2 separate regions of the Homo sapiens genome follow, and region 2 is linked to region 1. A link is a loop called in an ENCODE intact Hi-C map of the cell type or tissue named here. Cell type or tissue: CD4-positive, alpha-beta T cell. All regions are shown on one strand. Links, peaks and the distances in the headings refer to the core of each region. The heading gives the core; the rest is flanking DNA.

Region 1 (8,000 bases), core at 1-8,000:
CGCAAACTGAAGTAATGTAAGAGTTTTTTTTTTTTTTTACTTGAAAAAATTTATGAAAATTGGTGATCAAATAAAGAAACTGTAAAATGAGATTTGGTTAAAACATTAAAAGAAAAAAAATCCCACAAAGCCCTGTAACGTGTTTTGTCAAAGACAAAATCCAGCATTTTTTTTTTTAAAAGAGAAGCTGTGGAAAAAGAATCAGAAGTTAGTCATAAAAATAATTTTAAACTGCTAAAGTTAATCCATAGTGATACATTTAGAATATACTGAAAATTAAGAGATTAAAAATATCTCTTACATCCAAGAATACTGTTTTTAAAAGTGAATGTACTCCCCTAAACTACATTAAATATCTGTGTTGAAAGCAATCAGCTATGACATACCTACAACCCTAAGTGGTAAATTTACTGATACCTGAAATAACCAAGAATGATGACATTCTTTGTACTATTAGAAACCCTTTTATATCTAAATGTATTAAATGAAAAGAAATAGCAAACCTCTTTGGAGCCTTTAGGACAATAAAGAAGGAAGAAAATGACCTTATGCTTTTCTTCAGGTTCCTTCTTTGTAGAAGTATACACAAATATACTTTAGCACATTAAGTGGCTAGTCAATTTTCAGGTTTCAGAACCACTACCATTTAAGACTAGAAAATATGGGATGAAAATACACATAAAATAGTCTGTAATGGTAACACTGAAGCTGGGATCTCATAGAAGAACTGATCCAATTTTTCAATAAGCAGAAGAACTCTAAGTAGATCATTTTTATAGTATTCTGAATGCTATTCCTGACATATACCATACCGAGGGCATTATCTTTATTCTGCATTACATTTTCCGGAAAAAGAAGTTGTGGGAGATTAAAGAACGATTCTTGAAGTCTGAAATCTGTGAAAAAAAAACACAAGATGCTGTAAAGGGTTGGCTGATGATTAAAAATGGCCTTCAATGATGTAGTGGCCAAAAGTTAGAACAATACTCCCAAATAAACTGACTAAATCTAGCATACATAAAGTAGTACACATCTTAATTTTTGTAAGGAGCTCTTTCATGGAAAATGTAAGCATAACTAACTTGAAATATAATCTCATAATCTGTTAACACCCAGATAGTCCCCAAATTCATAGCTAATTTAGTTCCTAACCTAGATGCAAAACAATGCTAAAAGAAACAGATCTTTGCATTATATGTTAGAAAAGAAGTCTAGACTTTTCAAAAGAAGAATAGCTAGGTAAGATGCTTCAACTGGATGAAAATAAAATAGGTTTCAATTGACAACACTAGTTCTTCACATAAAGAAACAGACAGATCATGAATTCTAAGCCTGTGCCCCATTTTACCCTCAAATAGCAAGTGAATCAAAGTCGGTAGCTTCAGAATAAAGGTTATCCAGAAGAACTGAGGCAATTAATGTAAGTAGAAGGAAGAAAGGAGGGAAGCCAGAATCACCTAATCACAATGACCAAATTTCAGAAAGAAGATTTAATGAAGAAAAGTTTTATGATTTGCACGATATAGCCAAGACAGCACTTAACGACGAGAAATTATGACGATTACACAGATTACATTATTGAAGCAAGCCAAATAATTAGTAAAGCAAATCTTGGGAATAGGATTTAAAAGGCAGAATCTTATTATAATAGTCCAATTTTAATAGTTATATCTATATCTAGAGGTGAATATGTGTAATATGTATAATATATAAGTATGTGTAATATGTGAATATGTGTAAGACTCATAATTACCTCATATTGAGTCTTGTTGACTATTTTACCATTCGGACTATCAAAGAATTTATGTGTAAGAATGACATAGTATGTATTTTGTTAAGCTCTCAAAATAAAAAGATGCAATACAGCTATGCACCTCTACTAACTGCTGTTCTGGAAGAAAAAACTGGGGGTTTCTCTATTATTTTGAAATTACTATGTTAAACAGAAAAAAAAAACCTAAAAAAGTTTTATTCCCTCAGAGCCTGTAGATTCTATACATACGTTTTCATTACCCTTTTTCTAGGGGGTTAAACCCTACCCTGCTCTTCTTGCTCCCTCCCTCACTCTGATGTTTACTAGCACTACTGTTGCACATTAATGACATTACAGAGAACCATGACTTTTTACCTGCTACCTTACAAAATTCTTTGAAATTAATTTTCTTCAGCAGTTAGAGTTTTCTTGACATCTGCATGTCACGACAGAATTTTGTATTTTCACAATCACATTTTTGATATTAAGTAGAAAAGGAAACAAGTCAGAAATAGTATGAGAACTCTTATAGAAGGTAAAATATATTTAATGCAAATATCAAAGTCTAAAAAAGAATTTTCCAGACTTGCAATTATAAAATTTTCAGTGTCCAGAGTCTGGCACAGATATAATTAAATTAAAAATGCTGTTGGCCCAAGTAGGAATGTTCAACCCTATTAATAATTCATCCTGGAGTGGAGTTGACTGTGGAAGAATTATTCAGCCTCTAGGAGTGTCACACCTGAACTTTCTAAGGATGGATGGCAATGAATGCCATCATTTTACAATTTAGAGTAGCAGACACAGTAAGAACACAATACTCTAAGTAACAAATAAAATCTGTTTAAAAATTTCTAGAGAAAGAAAAGTTTTCTCCCTGCTATAGTTACAGAAAAGGAGTAGCTAGTTTCAGAATTTATATTTCATTATAGGTGTCAATGAAAAAATAGGACTTGACGTTTTAGTTTTATTTTACTAGACACCTAAAAATAATGTTCAAGTTCAGACTCTTGGAAGTAAATATATACTAAGTGTATTCGTGTTTCACAACTACTCAACATTTCAAACTTTCTAAGTCCACCGGAGAAAGCTTAAAGATCCATATAATGCTAAGTCCAACATAACTATCCATTTATTTACTCATTTTTTCAATATCTGCTTTACACTAGGTAGCTGGGATAGAATTGGAAGCCATTCAGCAGATCCAATAAAATTTCTAAGCTTTGAATAGAAGTAGGATGACTTTGGTATAGCAGTTTTTAAAGTCTCAAGACCAGATACAGCATAGATCTAAAGCAATAATTACACGATTTTTGAGACTGAGAAGATCACATTAGTAAAAATCTACTTTATAAACTTCAGGGGGTACTTACCCTAAAGAGATTTGTTTTATGCTTGATGGTTAAGACCTTGTGCCACAAGGCCCTAATTACTAATATTCTATTAATTCATCAATGCAGAAAGTAAAACTGCATTTTCCTGGAAATTATTCTTAAAAATATAAGCAGAAGGAAAGCATTTTTTTCTTTCAAAGTTAAGGCACACTTTAGATCTTAGAGTTGACTAGCTAGTATTAATATTTTATACCTCCCTGCCCTCCCCAAGTTTTAAAAAGATACAGTATCAACTTAAGGAAATAATGTATGAACTAACATGCAGAATCGAGGAAGCCAGAACTGCTATGTGGAAGGGTCTGTGTCCCTACGGTGGTAGCAGAAGGTGAGGCAACTGGCTTCTTCTCATCTTCCATTGAGTCTTTTGATGTTTCAGATGACTGTGTTGTAGATGAACGTCCAAATCTTGAGAACAACATTCCTCCAAGTCCCTTTCCAATGCTAGCAGCCCCTGTATTTCACAAAGCAGGGTAGTCATTCTGTTGAATCACACCACACTCTAAGCTAAAGAGCACCACCCATAATTATAGCCAACTGGCAGAGGGACCAAACCCTAGTCATGTTTTTCCAGGGTGGGAACATAAGAAAATTATAATTTATATTGCAGGTTTCTAAATAAAAATGGTGAATAGAATGAGAGTTGTATAAGCTCTAGGAATATAACACAGGAATATATAAACAAAGGAATAAAGATTCTATTTTATTCAAGTGATCATGGTTTATTAAAATATTTGGCAAGATTAAAGTCTTTGATAAAAGAACCATGCCATTGACATGAGTATAGATTTACTATTGATATACTTACTACTGAATTTAAATGGACATGTAAGAAAAAGCCATCAATAAACAATGTATTAACATGAGAAAGTAAAACAGCCAATGAGTCCAGGAGATAAAGCCTATTTATAGTGCCACCTTGTGGTATTTTACATTAAGGCAACTTGTAACCAAAGGCAATGGACAGATTCAAATACCACATAATCGAGTTCCAGTGATACAGCAAACATTGTGCCAGTACTGGAGATCATTCAAAGAAAAATTAAACATCCTTGTTGCCCTCAGGAATCACACAGTTTGAGAGACTTTTAGAATAGATCAGAGAACTGGTTGACAGGGAGCACCCTCTGACACAAGTGCTTTCTCATTTCACAGATGAGCAAGTAGAGCATTAAAAACTATATTATTTACTCAAGATCTCACAGCAAGTGGTAGGACCAAGATTAAAATGAGGGACTTGATTCTCATAACAGCTTTTTCTGGTCCATCCAGCTATCTTATATTCTAAAACTATAAGATCTGATCTAATCAGAGAACTTTAGAGCTTTTTGGGCCTCAAATATGAACATTGGGAGGGTAGTTAATTCTAGACACAGGGATTAACTGCTGGGAGTTTCCTAATACATAGAATACTTCTAGTCCCCCAAACTTATGTCTAGGAAAGTGCTTATATGCATAGATAAGGAATACATAAGAGAAATTACCTAATATGCTTGCTTTGCCTATATTTGTTATAGATTCTCCATAGTGTCGGCGGGACAAAACTGGTGAGGTCACAGGGCTTGGTATGGTTGAAATGCCTTCATTCTCTGAAACTGAGGTAGGTTCTTTAGCTGGGTTGAGAAAGCTTGGCTTCATATGTTCATAAGGTAAAGGATTTGAAGTATTGTACCAGTGGATCTGGACAGGTGAAATGTTGCTGTAGTGTTTCAGTATTAATGGTTCTAATCTATAAGCCTTGATTTAAAAAAAAAAATTCAAAGAAACACAGTGTTAAATCACAATGCTTGGATTTTAGTAAACTGTTCTTACTCTACTGCATGTTAAGTAAACCTCCGAGAAGGAATTTAATTAAAAAACAATAGCTATTTCAAACATGTATTTCTATTTGTTCACTGTTAATATGCACTTGATCTAATGATGAGATTATGAAAAACAGTCTAGGCTAATAGTGTCTATCAATTAGTTTTTCAGAGAAATATTTTTATTATGTTCTGATATGTAACAATTAGATTTATTTTAGTCTTAGGAGCAAAGTTGAAGTAGTAGATGGTAATCCTGGGAAACAGCAAATAAGGCCAATTTTTAATATTTTAGGAGCTCTATTTAAGCTCTGTTTTAAAATAGATTGATACAGTAACAGCATAAATCAGATGCCAGCATAAGAGCATCTGTCTGATGTGAAGTAGCAATGAGACAGCAGAAAAGGCAATGGATACGGCATCAGAATCCCCCAAATTCATATTCTGGTTTCTATCACTTATTTTTTAATTTACATTTTTAGAAAATTTTATTTTTTAAGATGGAGATGGGGTCTCGCCTTGGTGCCCAGGCTGGTCTCAAACTCCTGGGCTCAGGCAATCCTCCCACCTCAGCCTCCCAAAGGGTTGGGATAATAGAGAGCCACTGCGCCCAGCCTCTGTCACTTATTAATTGCATGATGCTTGTTAAGTCACTAGGTCTCGGAGCCCTGAGTTTCCTGAGCTGTAGAAAGGAGGTAACACTTCCTCTCTTACAGAGATGTGAGAAAGAACAGATAACATTTGTAAAAACTGCCTTGCACCGTTCTGACGTAAACTATTTAACAAAGTATTAATTTTTTTAAAAATCACAGAAAAACTATAAAATGAATAATAAAAATTTAAGAGTTTGGAATCCTCCTTTAAAGTTACAACAAAGTTTAAGTTATACAAAGGACAGGGCTCAGAGCAGACCTATGAACTGAAATTCACTTTCAAGTTACGAGACAATGAATAAAATGAGTATATGTTAATGAAATGCTTATTGTCTAGCTGGGTGTATATATATTTTACTTAATCCTAACAATCCTAGAAGGCAAAATATTATCATCTACATCATACAGATAAGATACAATCTCAGAAATAACTTGCCCAGGATTGTGCAGTTTGTATTTGAATCTTATATTAAACTTCCAGTTCAGTGAAGTTAATATGGCAGTTGTAAGTCTTTAACATATGAGAGATTTTCTAAAATTCGAATGGTTAGTCAATGTTATATTTATTTGGTACTAGCTAAAAGGATCCTTTAAAAGACTTTCCACAATTATATGAAGCTATTTTTTCAGAGAATAAATGCTATTTAAAATAGTTTAATATTTAGTTAAACCAGCCTTGTCCCAAAGAAGTATTAAGGGGGCATTTTTCTTGTCTGAAAATCTTACTTGGCATTACACTGTTTAACAGGATGCAAGGTTCTTGGAGTGCTTCCATTAAAAAAAATATTTACAGCATAAACATAATAGAGAATAGAAAAATCCAACATCTTACAATTCTATTAGGCTATAATAAAGTTTTATTTTGATGTTCAGTATTTGAATATTTTCATTTTTCAGAGAGTCTACAAAATACATTCCAATATTGTAGCATACTTTAGATTAAAAAAGTATTTAGAGCAGGATTTTTAAGATTTATGGTTTCTAGGTTACTGGTATTACAATTGGTTAAGGTTTGAAAGTCCAGTAGACTCCTGTCTCTTGTACTAACTGTCTGGGAATAATATTTTTACATTACACTCTTGTATTACAGGTGCAACATAACCAGACCATCTCTAAGGTACTTTATCTCATGAGCCCTAAATTAACCAAAACACACGTTTAATAATCAGATAAATGAAGTGTTTTCATTAATTCGATGGCACCTTGTAAGATGTCTTAGACAGATTTTTACTTTTTGGAGACAGAGTCTCGCTCTATTGCCCAGGCTGGAGTGCAGTGGCACAATCTCGGCTAACCGCAACCTCTGCCTCCCAGGTTCAAGCAATTCTATTGCCTCAGCCTCCCGAGTAGCTGGGATTACAGCCGTGCCCAGCTAATTTTTTGTATTTTAGTAGAGATGGAGTTTCACCATGTTGCCCAGGCTAGTCTCGAACTTGAGCTCAGGCAGTCTGCCTGCCTTGGCCTCCCAAAGTGCTGGGATTACAGGCATGAGCACCACGCCCGGCTTTTTTCTTTTTGTTTGAGATGGAGTCTCACTACTCTGTCACCCAAGCTGGAGTGCAGTGGCATGATCTTGGCTCAGTCCAACCTCCACCTCCCAGGTTCAAGTGATTCTCCTGCCTTACAGGCACCCACTACCACGCCCAGCTAATTTTTGTATTTTTAGTAGAGATGAGGTTTCACCACATTGGTCAGGCTGGTCTTGAACTCCTGACCTCAGATGATGCGCCCGCCTCAGCCTCCCAAAGTGCTGGGATTACAAGCGTGAGCCACTGTGCCCAGCTGATAGATTCTTTTTAGGAACAATTTGACATTGAGAAAAAAAAGAGTCTATATTGCAACTCACCACTGGATCTGTAGGATGAAAAATATTTAGTAACCGGTTACAAATCTCTCTAGGCAAAATATGGTCTTGACTTCCAGTATTTCCTGGGCGGATGCCACGCAACGCCAAGAAAACTGCTAATGGGGATCCCATACAGAAGAAATTCTCAACCTAAAATGATAAAGTCATCTTAAAGTTTAAAAATGGTGAAGTGTTATCTTTCAACAAAATTTGGGCATAACGTAATATATGGCAAAATACAAATAATAAAATATCTTTGAGTATATTCGTTTTTAATAAGAGTTATCCAGATGGGCTCTGCCAACCATTAACCATTCTAGAATAATCTATTTCCATGAGATACTTCATTATCTTTAAATCTAATACAAGTTGAATAAAAGGAAGATAAGGATCATTTTCTTATATATTTGTATACACAAATCAAATATTTATTGAGGTACTACTTTGTGTGAAGTAATACACTCGGTGCTGTGATAGATATAAAGACCAGTAAGACACAGCTTCTGCACTCAAAATTTACAGTCCTGTGGGGAAAGCAGAATAAAATACGTGCAT
Region 2 (13,772 bases), core at 2,711-10,710, 1.1 Mb before region 1:
AACCACTAAAACATAAGCAGAGAAAGTTATGTACAGGTTTTTGCTTTAGAAAAATCTCTCTCATCGCTGTATGGAGGAATGGTTTGGAGAACGCAGGACTGGCCCTAAGAAATCAATCAGATAATTAGAGTAAGCAAAAGTGATGAGGATCTGATCTGTGGCTGTATCAGTGGGGTCCGAAAGGAGGTGAGGGATTTGAGAGTTAGGAGAGACAGAATGGCAGGAATTGGTGACCTACTGGATGCTGTGACCGAGGGTGAGGGGGAGTGAGGGACGATCTCGGCTTCAGATTTCACTCTGGCTGAGGATATCTGGAACGATCGCATCGTATTAACAATTGTATGTTTACCTGTGGATCACTCCCAATTAGTCTGAAAGCATCTTACTATAGGGACCTTGCTTTGTAGTCTTTGTATTACCAGTGTTAGAAGAGCACCTGTTATGTAGGAGGAGTAATAAAATGAATGAATGCACTCAAAACACTAAACAGTAATTCTGTAATCCAACGGGAGGTACAGCGAATACCAAAAGCCTACATATACTATTCTCTGCATGCTATAGCAAGAAAGAAAGGAAAGTGGCTTCCCGGTGGTTTTCTGCCTATTGTACAACCAGGAAGCTGACAATAAAGTTTATTTGAGCGTCGACGTGCGCCGACGTGGCCCCGCCTCCCCAGCCGGAGCCGCGATTGGTGGGCATTTGCCGGCGGCCACCGCTTTTAAGCCACGATTGGCGAAGGCCGCCGTCATTTCGGAGCGACTCAGCGCCTGCCCGCCCTCTCGCCGCGTCGCCGGTGCCTGCGCCTCCCGCTCCACCTCGCTTCTTCTCTCCCGGCCGAGGCCCGGGGGACCAGAGCGAGAAGCGGGGACCATGTTCCGACGCAAGTTGACGGCTCTCGACTACCACAACCCCGCCGGCTTCAACTGCAAAGGTGAGGCGGCGGCCTCAGCCCGGCCGCGTGTCCCTGACCTGGGCGGAGGTCCCAGCCTCAGTGCCCGCACCCCACCTCCCCGTCGGGACCCTCGGCGGCCTGGTTTCCGCCGGCAGCCTCCGGGCCCCTCTCCTCTGGGTCGCCACGTACCTCGGCTCTTCGCCGCCCCTTCCCGCCTTTAAAGCCCTCTCACCTACTCCTGTCTCGGCATGTTACTTTCTGCACTTGCTTAACTCCAAGCATCACGTAACTACCTTCTCTGTACATAAAAGGGAGAGCATTCGTCTTTCTCACTCACTATTCAACTCCATGGTTCCCTGGGTAATTAGGCGATACCTTGAGCACCTGCTAATTATGGGCCAGCGCGGTGCTGGATTCTGAGGAAGGTGCTGAGTAACTTGAAGACTAGTTCACTGCCTGCCAGGAGCTAAAGGGACGAGGGGTGGAAGCAATCAGAACCCACTGAGCAGTTTGAGACAGTACACAATGAAATCAGGACCGATCACAGTGGGAGGGTAAGCGCGTGTAGTAACGGGCTAGTTGTGTTATGTGGTGTTGCAAAAAAGTTAATAGCAGATGAGTGGGAAGGTTGAATTGTGAATACAAAGGTATTTGGGATTTTACAGCATTAGAATTTTAAAAAGTAATAACGTTGCTACTCACTGTAACTAAACTGCTACCCACCACTACTCGTTTCCTTTGTATAGTTGTGGCCTGTGATAGACTGGTAAGTTTGAAAGTGATCAAGTATAACTTGTGATACTCAGACCACTGTGTAATTCTCAAGACCTTATAATGGAAGCTTGAATTTGACTCACAAATTGAAAATAATTTCTAAGCAGGATGACAGTGTTTTGTTGATCGCCTGTAGAAGCATATCAAATTATAATCTATTGTTTTTCTACTTTAACAAAAAAGTATCAGTGACAATAGAGCCTTGTTCTGGATTGGAATCTTTGAGTCTCAATGTTCTTATCTGTAAAATGGGATATTACCTACCTCAAAAGAGGTATGGGGAGGATTAAACGAAACAATTATGCACTTAATGTGCAGTTAACATTCCATGACAACAGTTGTCACAGTGTCTTTTTTGTCATTTAATTTCTTTTACTTATTATTTTGTTGTATATTTTACTTTATTACTTTGCTATAAATTTAACCTTGCCCTCCTTCCCCTTTCTGTCCGCAAAGGAACTGGAATATTAATATGTAACACTTAAATAGCAAAACTATGTGCCAGGCACTGTTTTTATCCGTATTTATTTTATTTAAGAAACTTCTTAAATAAAACAACTTCTTTTAATCTTCATAACTCTATGAGGTAAGTTCTATTAGCACCCTCATTTTGTAGCTGAAGAGTCTGAGGCACAGAAAATGTGGGTGATTATCCCAAGTTCACACAACCAGTAAGTATCTGGACCCAGGATTTGAACAGATCATTGTTAATCTGTACTTTCAACTCCAGAATCTGTACTTTCAACTCCCTCTTTTGGTTCAATTAATTTAGTATTTTGAAGTTAAGAAAATTCCACAAGAACATATATCTGAACATATACCTGAGAAGGAGGTATTTTATGTAGTGCTTCTAGTTATTTATGTGATATTTTTTATTGCAGATGAAACAGAATTTAGAAACTTCATCGTTTGGCTTGAAGACCAGAAAATCAGGCACTACAAGATTGAAGACAGAGGGAATTTAAGAAACATCCACAGCAGCGACTGGCCCAAGTTCTTTGAAAAGGTAATGAATTAGGAAGTAAAGTAAAAATACAGAGAGTTTGTCTGAAAAATCATGAAGATGAGCTTAAAATTACTTTCTTCTTTTAAGAAAAAAATGATAATGATCAGTGTTAGGAAAGCTGGATTTCAGGGATTTTGCTTTTTTCTTAGATGTGTCTTTTGCTTTTAGAGCAAATTATTTTATGTCTTCCTACCAAGCTTTCAGTATTAGGTAGAAATAGTTTTCTCTAGAAACATGAAGTTTCTTAAATAAATAATGATGTAAATATTTCGCTTTCCCTTTATGGCCCAAATCAGAATTTTTGTTAAACACAGTACTATTTCTTATATTAAAAGAAGACATTGGCTAGGTGTGATGGCTAACACCTATAATGCCAGCACTTTGGGAGGCTGAGGTGGCAGATCATTTGAGCTCAGGAGTTCTGACAGCAGCCTGGGCAACATGATGAAACCCTGTCTCTACAAGAAAATAGAAAGTTATCTGGGTGTGCTGGCCTGTGTCTGTAGTGTCAGCTAATTGGGAGGCTGAGGTTCTCCAGCCTGGGCGACAGAGTGACACCTTGTCTCAAAAAAAGACATTATTGAGATGCTTGAAAACCAAGACTGTCGTGTTTATGCTTATATTTAATGTAAACAGATATCCCTTGTTGTATGCTAGGGAAATAGTCCTTAAATGATCTCTGGTATATCATATTTTTGTGCCTTGAATCATTTTCCCATTGATTTAGTTTTAGTAACACTTTTGCATAAAAAAGAATTCTCAGATTAGAATAAAAATGCTTTTAGTGTCATTTCTTACATTAAACATTTTCATCAGTTATATTTGATGAGTGAGATATTTTTCTTGAAAAAGGCTAAGTTTTTCATTTGCGAGAGCAGTGTGATTAGGCACTTTCTCCCTAGAATCAGTGATTTTATAAATTAGGGATTGTATAAATTACATCATTGTTATTAACCTTTCCGTGTCTCAATTTTTTCATCAATAAGTGAGGGTAACAATGATACCTATCTCATAAGTGTGGCTTTGTTTTTAATGAGTAATTGTTCACAGAAGTCCCTGGCGCATAGCAAGTGTGATAAGCTTATTACTGCCAATGCCTCTATACTACTACTATTAATACTACTGTATTCTTTTCCTTTGCTCTTAGAAAATATTTTTAAAATTTTCAGTGGACTTCTTAAAACTTTGAAATATATTTTTAGGATTTTATGTTTGTTTATATTACATTTTATGGTCTATTCATGTGTACAAGACAGTACAGAATTCTGCATGTAGAAAGGTATCTGGAGAATATAAAAAATTGTCTAGGCTGGGCACGGTGGCTCATGCCTATAATCCAAGCAGTTTGGGAAGCCAAGATGGGTGGATCACCTGAGGTCAGGGGTTCGAGACCAGCCGGGCCAACGTGGCGAAACCCCGTCTCTACTAAAAACACAAAATTAGCCAGGTGTGGTGGCGCATGTGTGTAATCTCAGCTGCCCAGGGGGCTGAGCCAGGAGAATCATTTGAACTCAGGAGGCGGAGGTTGCAGTGAGCCAAGATTGTGCCATTGCACTCCAGCCTGGGCAACAGAACAAGACTCTGTCTCAAAAAAAAGAAATATGTATGTATGTGTGTGTATATATGTACATATACACACACGTATTTCTGATGTGAAACACCTGGAATGACAGTAAGAATAATTTCAACATATCAGAACCTAAACAGTTATTATCCTTCAAGTTGATTTTATTATAATCTTATATTACATATAATTAATGTTACATATAATACTATTATATGCAACATTTATTTGAATATACAGCTTCTGACATTTATTTAAATTACTTGGTTACACCCTACATGTATGTTACATGGCTACTCTTTTCAGTGGCATTTCCATAATATGAAAGTTAAGGTTTAGATAGATAATGATTTATTGTATATCCTTTTTAAAGTTATTCTTTTTAGTTAATTGCTCTATGTGTATTGAGACTAGGAATCAGAAAGCTTAGATTCTAGTCCCAGGTGTAAGTTGTGTAACCCTTGGCAAGTGTCAATCTCTAGGCCTCAGCTTTCTCATCTATAAAATGAGGAAGTTGTCGTATTCTATTTTTTTTCTTAAGATGATACACTTAAATGTTCCCTTCTGTTGGGTTATATAATTGCATCAAAAGTGTAGTAATGTTATTAAAAAATTGTTAGAGATCCAAACTAAGGTCTCTTTCAACTCTCCCATTCTTTTTTCTGTGACTTTATGGTAATAATGAAACTGGTGGTTTTCTTTTCTTCCCCCTCACAGTATCTCAGAGATGTTAACTGTCCTTTCAAGATTCAAGATCGACAAGAAGCTATTGACTGGCTTCTTGGTTTAGCTGTTAGACTTGAATATGGAGATAATGGTACGTTTTGTGGGGAATGTGTATTTTAAAGAGAGAGGAAAGATGGGAAAGGGAGTGTGAAAATGTAGGGAACTTTGCAGTTTGTTTTGTCTAGTACTATTTTACCTTTGGTTTATTCTTATCACAAGTTAAAAGCACTTTTATTGTCTTTCATTGGTGTTTATATATTTCTGTTAGAATTTGGAAATGGTGCCCTCTGGAGAAGGCTAATTGACTGTCTTCTCACAGAGTAACACTACTTTGATAATATGGTCTGCACCTTAGCCTTTCAAATTAAATTGTTTTTAGTGTCCCAGAATTGATGGGACTTTGAAGTGTTGTTGCAGTAGGTAATTTCTCAAAAGACTGAAACATGTCTAATGCCAATATACATTAATACTCTATAGGCCAGAATATATTACTTATGTTTACTGTCTTAGCACAGATACTTCTATGGTTGGAAGCTTCTGAATGTTAGTACCTATAGTAAAAACAATTTTTCTTTAAACGGGTGTTTTCTCTTATTAGACCATTTCATTTTGAAAGGCCTGCCAACATCTAAATGCAAGATTTGATTATCTTATCTGCATCCCCTGCATTTTGTGTTTTTCGGTTAGTTACAGTCTTCTTAATTATTTACTTTGGAAGCCTTTTTATATCTTGGCTTATCCCTTTCCCTTCATCCCACCTACACTGACTTTTTCTCATGTTTGTTGTATCTTCATTCCCATTGGCATAATCCTAATTCAGGCTCTTGTCACTTTCTGCCAGGAGTATTATAATATCTCCCATTAGTGTCACCTTCTGTTCTTAACTGCATGGCCAACCAAGCTAACTTTCTGAAACGTTAATCTATTTTAGGATGCCACTTACTCCTTGTTTCCAAAGAACAGTTCCAGTTACATATTCATATTAATAAACATACATATCCATAAACACTAATTTCCCATTTTCTATAAAAAGAATTTTAAGCTCCTTAGCATGGTAGTTAATGATGACTGATATCCAACCTGTATTCACATCTTGACATCCCAGCTAAATTAGAATAATAGTGCTTCCTGTTTATATCCCATTTCCCCCTCTGTTTCTTTGTTCACACTTTTCCCTTGGCTAATATACCATTTCATTCTATCTACACATCTAAATCCTACCCATCTTTTTAAGATCCATCTCATATGCTGTCTTATGTCTTAGCAGCAGTATAATTTCCCTCTGAACTTCCATAGCTTTTAACCCTATACATTTTAAGTCATTAACCACTTTCCATTTTGCTTCTATGTCTTATTCGTCCCAGTAATTTGTAAACTGATACTCAGCTTTGATTCCTACATGGTACCTCTCTTAGCTTCCAATTGATGCTGTAACAAATTACTACAAACTCAGTGACTGAAAACACAATTTATTATTTTAGAATGAGAAGGCCAACATTAGCCTCACTGGGTTCATGTCAAGTTGTCAGCAAGGCAGGTTCCTTTTGGAGGCTCTCGGGGGAATCTGTTTCTTTCCTTTTTTAACTTCTAGAGGCTGCCTGAATTCCTTGACTCTGGCCCCTTCTTCCTTCTTCAAGTCTAGCAGCATAGCATTTTCCAGTCTCTTATCTGATTCTGCTTCCATTGTCATAACTTTGTCTCTGGCTCTGATCCTCCTGAGCCCACCTGGATAATCCAGGATAATCCCCTATCTCAAGATCCTTAATTTTATCATATTTGCAAATCTTGCCATGTAAGGTAACACATACACAGGTTCCAGGGATCAGGACATGGACATCTTGGGGGGTACAGGTCAATATTGTGTCTGTCACAGTACCTGACATAGTTTCTTGCACACAACAGGTGCTTATCAATTTCAGTAATGTGTGGCGAATGCAGTATATGTGAGTGTTTACATACACTGATTTGGAGCATCAGCCAATTTTTTGCTGATGCCTCAGACTTAAATTTCAGAAGCCTTATGGCAAAAATCTTAAGGAAAGCTCAATTTGAGACTTCGTTTACTTTTCCATTTAATTTAAAAAAAAAAAACTTTTCTTTCTTTAGAAAATACATGTATTCATAAGCCTTATGGCTTTAGTGTAGTATTGATTTTAGGGCCTTTAACAAGGTCTTTTTATCTACCCTGCTCTGGATTGGTAGGAATTGTATATGAGCCAATTTGTAGCTTATCAAAACTGTTTTTCATTTATTCCCAAATTCTTACATCTCAGTTTATTTGTTTTATTCTATTTGTTCCATTTTTATAACCCGTTAACCTTCAATGGTAGATGCATATGGTCATGTATACCTGCAGTTGACTTTAGTAAGTACATGTATTTCTCAGTAATAGCATGTTCTTTTAGTGAATAAAAGAAGCTTGTGTGTGGAATGTAAATTTTTCAATATTGAAAAAGGAAGTCAACATATACTTGAAGGTGAATGGTATCAAAAGTATATTAAAAGTCTAAGCTAGAAAACAAGTTTTGTTTATTAAAATTCAGAATTGCAAAAACAGACTTGAAAATTGGTCAAATAATACTGTCTCTAATCGGTAGGAGGCGCTGATGTTCTTTTGTGGTTTTACATTGATATGTTGCCTCCTTGACTTTTAAGTTACTTATTTTAAAATTTGCTGAAACCATTGTGAGTTTTTATTATTTGCGCTCTACTATTTTTTGAAGCCTTTTGGTAGCTTGTCAACATGATCAATAACTGAAATTTTTTAAATGTATAATTTCAGATGTATAGAAAAATTACAAAATAGTACAAAGATTTTCATATACCTCAAGTCTACAAATGTAGCGTGTTACCTCATTTGCTTCATCCTTCTCTCTACACAGAGGCACACACCATTTTTTTCCAAACCATTTGATAGTAAATTATAGATGATTCCTTTTTACTCTTAAACACTTTAAAGTGCATTTCCTAAAAACAACTTTGTCTTATATAACCACAGTACAGTGATCAAAATCAGGAAGTTATCTTTGATATACTATTATTTATTCACATTTTACCAAACCCCCCACTTCTCTCGAAAGAAAAAAATAACCCAGAGCAATCCTGGATTATGCACCGCATTAGTTGTTACATCTGTCTTAGTATCTTAAAATCTGGAACAGTTCCTGTCTTTATTTGTGCTTCATGACCCTGACATTTATTTTGTAGAGTGTCCCTCAATTTGGATTTATATGATGTTTCCTCATGATTAGATTTGGGGTTTATACTTTTGTTAGGAGTAACACAGAAGTGATGTGTTCTTTTTAGTGCATCATATTAGGAGATACGTGATAGCGATATGTCCCATTACTAGTTATGTTACTTTGATCACTAGGTTATGGTTTCTCCACTGTAAAGTTACTATTTTCCTCTTTGTAATAAATATATCTTGTGGGGAGGTACTTTGAGACTGTATCAATTATGTTTTTGCGCCTCAAGTTTCCCCCACTAGTTTTAGCAACCATATGATGATTCTTGCCTCAGTCATTTATTATGTTAATCGACAAAAGGTGTTCTCTAATTTCATCATTTTTTCTACATTTATTTGTTGGCTTTCTCTTGTAAGTTTTCCCATCTCTAATTTACTTGTTTAAATCAGTATAGATACATGGATTTTTATTTTATTCAATGGATTATAATCCTTTCTGTCATCACGTATTTTGCTGTTGATACTGTTCCAGATTTGGCCAGTGGAAGCCTTTTTAACTCTGACTTAAATTTTATGCTTTTATTTTTTCCTCGTTTCATTAACAGATCCCATAAGCACTGTATAGCCTAAGATGCCATTTTGAACATTAAGTTTAGTGAATTATTAATAAGTGTTTTTATTTTTGAATTCCTTTGAAGTATTGTTTTTCAAATGAAAATAATAAAATCTACCTTTGGAATTCTGAATTTCAAGTTTCCATGAAATAAGTTTGAGGTTTGTATATGATGGTGTATTTGATGTATTGATTTTTTTGGGGAAAGCAAGGTTTTTGGATTTTATGTACAGCATTCAAAAGAAGATGGGGGGAAGCGTACTTTTTAATGAGTTTGTATTTAATCTTACGTAACCTATACTTAACCCTCCTCCCATTCTTCTACCCCAGATTTCAGAGGAAGCTGTAAAAGCAGATTTTTACCTTCCTAAAATTTACATGTTTGAAATGATTGCCTTTAGAAATGTTAATGAAAAGATATTTGTGTCACATAGTCCAGTAATTGCTTTAGCTTAATCAAAAAGATAGTTACATTGTCTTTTTACATTTTCTATAGCAAAAATTAAGCTTGATTGAATGAATTGTTTTATGCTTATACAGGTTAAGCATCCCTAATCCGAGAATCTGAAATCCTAAATGCTCCAAAATCCAAAACTTTTTGAGCACTGACATGAGGACACAAGTAGAAATTTCCACACATAAGCACTTAACACAAACTTTATTTCATGCACAAAATTATTAAAAATATTATATGAAATTACCTTCAGGCTATGTGTATAAGTTGTACATTGAACATAAAAATGAATTTTGTGTTTAGACTTCAGTCCCATCCCCAAAATATCCCATTTTATATATGCAGATAATCCGAAGTCTGAAAAAATTTAAAATTGGAAATTATTGGCATTTCCAGTAAGGGAAACTCAACCTGTAATCATTTTGGCTCAGTTAAATTTGGTAAATAGCAGTAGTCATTTTACCTTGAGTTGCAGTTGTACAAATTATATTTTTGCCTGTTTTTATAGCTGAAAAATACAAGGATTTAGTACCTGATAATTCAAAAACTGCTGACAATGCAACTAAAAATGCAGAACCATTGATCAATTTGGATGGTGAGTATATAAATGCATAACATTGAACATCAACATTTTTGGTTTTTTAAATGTTTTTTTCTTTGAAGAATGAAGTCCAGGTTTACTTGGTTTTAGTAAATTTAGAAGGATCCATGCAGACAGCATTTATGTTAACATTTTATTCTCTATAATGTTTTTATGATGTGCTTTCTCCTTCCCCTTGCATTTGAATATCTGAATGTTGATTTGATTTGCTTCTAGTAATTTGGAGTTTTGATTTGTATTTAATCATGGGGGTCATTGTTTGCCTTTTTGAATGTGTAAATTTCTTTTAATCCAATGACTCTATCAGACAAGTGGTAAAATTTTCCATTATTTTAAGTCCTGGATATCTTTTAGTAATTTCCCTTTTTAAAAATATGAAGAATCTAATTACCTAAATTATGATGTGTAAAATATTTGTTCACTGGCTAATTCATTGTGACCTATAATTTAGGAGTTAACCCTTTTGAATGAGTGAGCCTCTTGGACACTCCAGAGCTGCTGCTTAGAGAGAAGGTTTTGGGAAAACTATCCATGGAGGGGATCTATGTACTAAAATTAATGGCCTTGGGAAGAAATGTTAATTAAAAGTGCTGTATAATTTAGCCTTGCAGAAAAAGTTACAGGACAAATATAATGTGAGTTAAATTAGTCATTTATTGGATTATTCAGTTTGGCTGATGAAATACAGATACTCCTTGACTTAGGATGAGATCATGTCCCAAAGTCGAAAATATCATAAGTCAAAAATGCATTTAATACCCCGGAAGACCCATTGTAAAGCTGAAAAATTGTAGTTGGAACCACTGTAAGTTCAGATTTTCCTCATCTTGCACTAGGGTTACATCCCACTGAACTCATTGTAAGGTCAAAAAATTACAAGTCTAACCATCCTAAGTTGGGGACCGTCTCATACAGTAATAGGAAAACCATTTTATCTTACCAATTTATTTAATTGTTGATAGTCTACAGGGCTTTCTTTTTTCTCTTGTGAGTAGCAGTTTTAAAAACTAAGAGATTTGTTGCTACCGAAAAGTTAAAAATGTTTTTGTATGTTCACAAATATGTTTGTAATTATACGTTTGCAGGGTTGTAAGTTTTTGTTTGTTTTTAATCTTTTATAGTAAATAATCCTGATTTTAAGGCTGGTGTGATGGCTTTGGCTAACCTGCTTCAGATTCAGCGTCATGATGATTACCTGGTAATGCTTAAGGTCAGCTTCATGTTCTTGATTCTTGACAGAAACTGTGCACATAGAAAAATGTCTTTATTTTCTAAATATTAACTATTGATATTAAAATTATGGTTGAATGACTAAAATACACAGAAGAATATGAAACATAAAGTAGATTTCATGGTTTTATCTGATTTGGATTCTGTTTTCTGCCTGCACTATGCTAAATCCTTTGCAAAGATGTTCTCATTCAATCCTGCCAACAATCCTAGAGACAGCTGCTAATATCTTTTTAAAAATATATATCATATGAAGAAACTGAGACTCAATGAGGATAATGTCTAAGATGACACAGAAAATGACAGAGCCAGGATTTTAAGCACTATAACCCTGTGGTCCATTGTTTTTCCCACATTACCCTACTTCTGTTTAGTTAGTCTTTTTAATGATTCATAGTCTGCATTTGTTAAGATGGTCGAAAATGCCAAATGAGTAATGGTGAATTTGGTCAAAAATATATAACCCCAAAATCTCTTTGAGAAATGAATCTTTCTGTCCCCGATGCTAGATAGGCCACTCAGTTCATAACTATACTTCAGGAATCCCAGTAATCTGAAAGAGGTCTCTTGTTTCTGAGAGAAATCATAAACTTCAGAAGATTTATTCCTAGTAATCGTGAAAGTACAGTGGTGTGGATCAGGGGAGTGGTACTTAAGATACCAGACTTGGAAATTTTATAAGAGATTAAAAGCTTTTAACTAGACCTTGTGCATGTAAACTACTTTGTGATAAATATCACTCTACCCAGAAGAGATTAAGCCATAACTTACCATGCTTTTTAGATTTTTATTATTAAATGTCAGTTTTAACAAGACTGTTGTATTCCTAAGTTATTAAAATTTTCTATACTGAATCTGAATGTTAACTTGGATTTTCTCAATCCAGATTGCATGCCAAAAGACAAAAATGTTTTTAGTGAAATTTAGCTATTTCAAAGGCTTGTTCTTTATTCCGACAATTATGTAAATTGCCTTGGAACTGTTCTATAGTGATCATGTCAGCTTTAATCATAAAGTAAGTGAGAGGAGAGTCAGACAATGCATAGCGTATTTGGGATGCTTTTGTTAGACTTCAAAACCCAAGGGGATAAAGTATAAATCAACTACAACAAAATGCTATAAAATTCTAGTCCTGCTGCACATTTGTCCCTTTTGAGTTATTTTAAGAGGCATTCAAACAATAACATAATATGGAAAACATCTTAGTACGTTTGCCAAGTACAAGCATCAGTATATTAACTGTTTGGCAACCAGACTATTTAATAACATCTGCAATAACTGTTAAACATTGTTTGAATTCGGTTTTTCAAAGATAGCATTTGGTTTTTTATTTAAAAATTATAGTTTAAGTTTTCACACTTATTTTTGAGTTGTAATTGTCATCTTCCTAATTAAAATTCCATTTTTTTAAAATTTGATTTTTAAGTGTGTATGGATACTTGCATGCATGCCTACCATAATGAAATGCCTTGGTGATTAAAACCACCAACGGTGTCCTTTGAAAGGTTTGAAAATATTTTACTAGAGTGAAGTGATAAAAGCAAAGTGTAAGACAGTATGTATGATCTGCTACCCTTTGTGTCAAAAATGTGTATTCGTGCTAAGCATGCTCGTCATTTCGCAGTTTTAGTGAGGGTAAGGAATCTGTAGGGGATCGCAAGGCTCAGGTAGGAAGGAGACCTACTTTTTACCATGTGTCTTGCTGTATTTAAAGTTGTTTTTTACCAGTCACGTGCATTACCTATTCAAAAAATGGTTTTAATTGTTGCAAGCACCATTCAACATTATTAAAATACTAGAAGTGTGAAAGGTTACGTTATATTAGTGGGTTTTTTTTATTTTTAATTTAATGGGGAGTTTATTAATGAACTTAGGTAATTCTGACTTCATCAAAATGAGCATCCTTATTCTCTGGGCTCATAGAAGAAAGGATGACAGGTACACAGCCTATAAAAAGTAAAAATATTTTTGGGTTTCTTAGGCAATTCGGATTTTGGTTCAGGAGCGCCTGACACAGGATGCAGTTGCTAAGGCAAATCAAACAAAAGAGGTACGTTTCTATAAATCCTAAATAAGTTGTTAATGAACATTTCTTCTGGTATGGCCGTGATTTTAAACTTTGCATGTATCTGTTTAAGATATCCATTCTACGTTCTACAACTTAGAGAAAGGATAGCTTACTTCAGTGCTTCCTAAAGCAAATTGAATGTATTCAGTGGCTAGGGGGTCATTTTTGAGTGAAAAACTTCATGTTCCTCTCACTTTGTACCTTAAAAAAGCCACAAATAGCTCATGCACAGTCCACAAATCATGCTTGTGGCCCGTTGAAGTTTATTTAAAATGAGTTACCCATATGAAACTTACTGGATTATTTTGACTCATGCTGGAGAAGAAGGAACACACCTCACTACAAATTAGTTTTCTTTTTCTATCTAAATTCTATCCTTGCTCTTATTTCTTCAGAGTAAATTCTTGTTTTATTCAATTTCCTGGCATAAAACATGAGAAAGTAATTTGGCTAAGGTCACCTAGTTGGTAAGTGACTGAGCTCAGGCAGTCTGACTTGAGAGCCTGTGCTCTTACGGTAGGTGGGGAGAAGGGTCCATGCGTGGATGTCTGCATGAGCTTGTCAGTCTGCCCAGGTGAAGGGACAGGGGGTTCTGTTGGAGTGTAAGGTTCAAGGTACAGGTGACTGAAATGGTATCTTTCAGTCCTACCTTGTAGG

What was found. Hi-C counts contacts between places; a loop is a spot of excess contacts. Peaks named below come from ENCODE experiments on the same cell type or tissue, not always from the same donor. Only the 100,000 strongest peaks of a DNase experiment are listed, where the experiment ranks them.
Region 2: a loop joins it to region 1, with 6 times the contacts of the local background. A loop is called at or near these places in 2 of 110 quality-filtered maps.

What each region holds. Positions count from the first base shown.
Region 1 is chr14:53,051,032-53,059,031 of GRCh38, forward strand. DDHD1 (DDHD domain containing 1) reads right to left here. Exons shown (of 13, transcript NM_001160148.2): 9 at 7,446-7,595; 10 at 4,629-4,881; 11 at 3,407-3,598; 12 at 813-896. Among named protein-coding and RNA genes, the nearest start is that of DDHD1, 98 kb to the right of the region's middle. In CD4-positive, alpha-beta T cell, for the core only: CTCF peaks have their summits at 4,062 (motif pointing left) and 4,261; a DNase peak (open chromatin) is centred at 4,080.
Region 2 is chr14:51,988,770-52,002,541 of GRCh38, forward strand. It overlaps RTRAF (RNA transcription, translation and transport factor), which reads left to right and starts at 777. Exons shown (of 8, transcript NM_016039.3): 1 at 777-931; 2 at 2,548-2,672; 3 at 4,954-5,053; 4 at 9,725-9,811; 5 at 10,939-11,027; 6 at 13,029-13,097. The coding sequence starts at 871. LOC105370497 (a long non-coding RNA gene) reads right to left here and starts at 1,815. Exons shown (of 3, transcript XR_007064166.1): 1 at 1,750-1,815. RefSeq lists enhancers at 562-856, 1,197-1,256. In CD4-positive, alpha-beta T cell, for the core only: a CTCF peak has its summit at 7,560; a DNase peak (open chromatin) is centred at 7,562.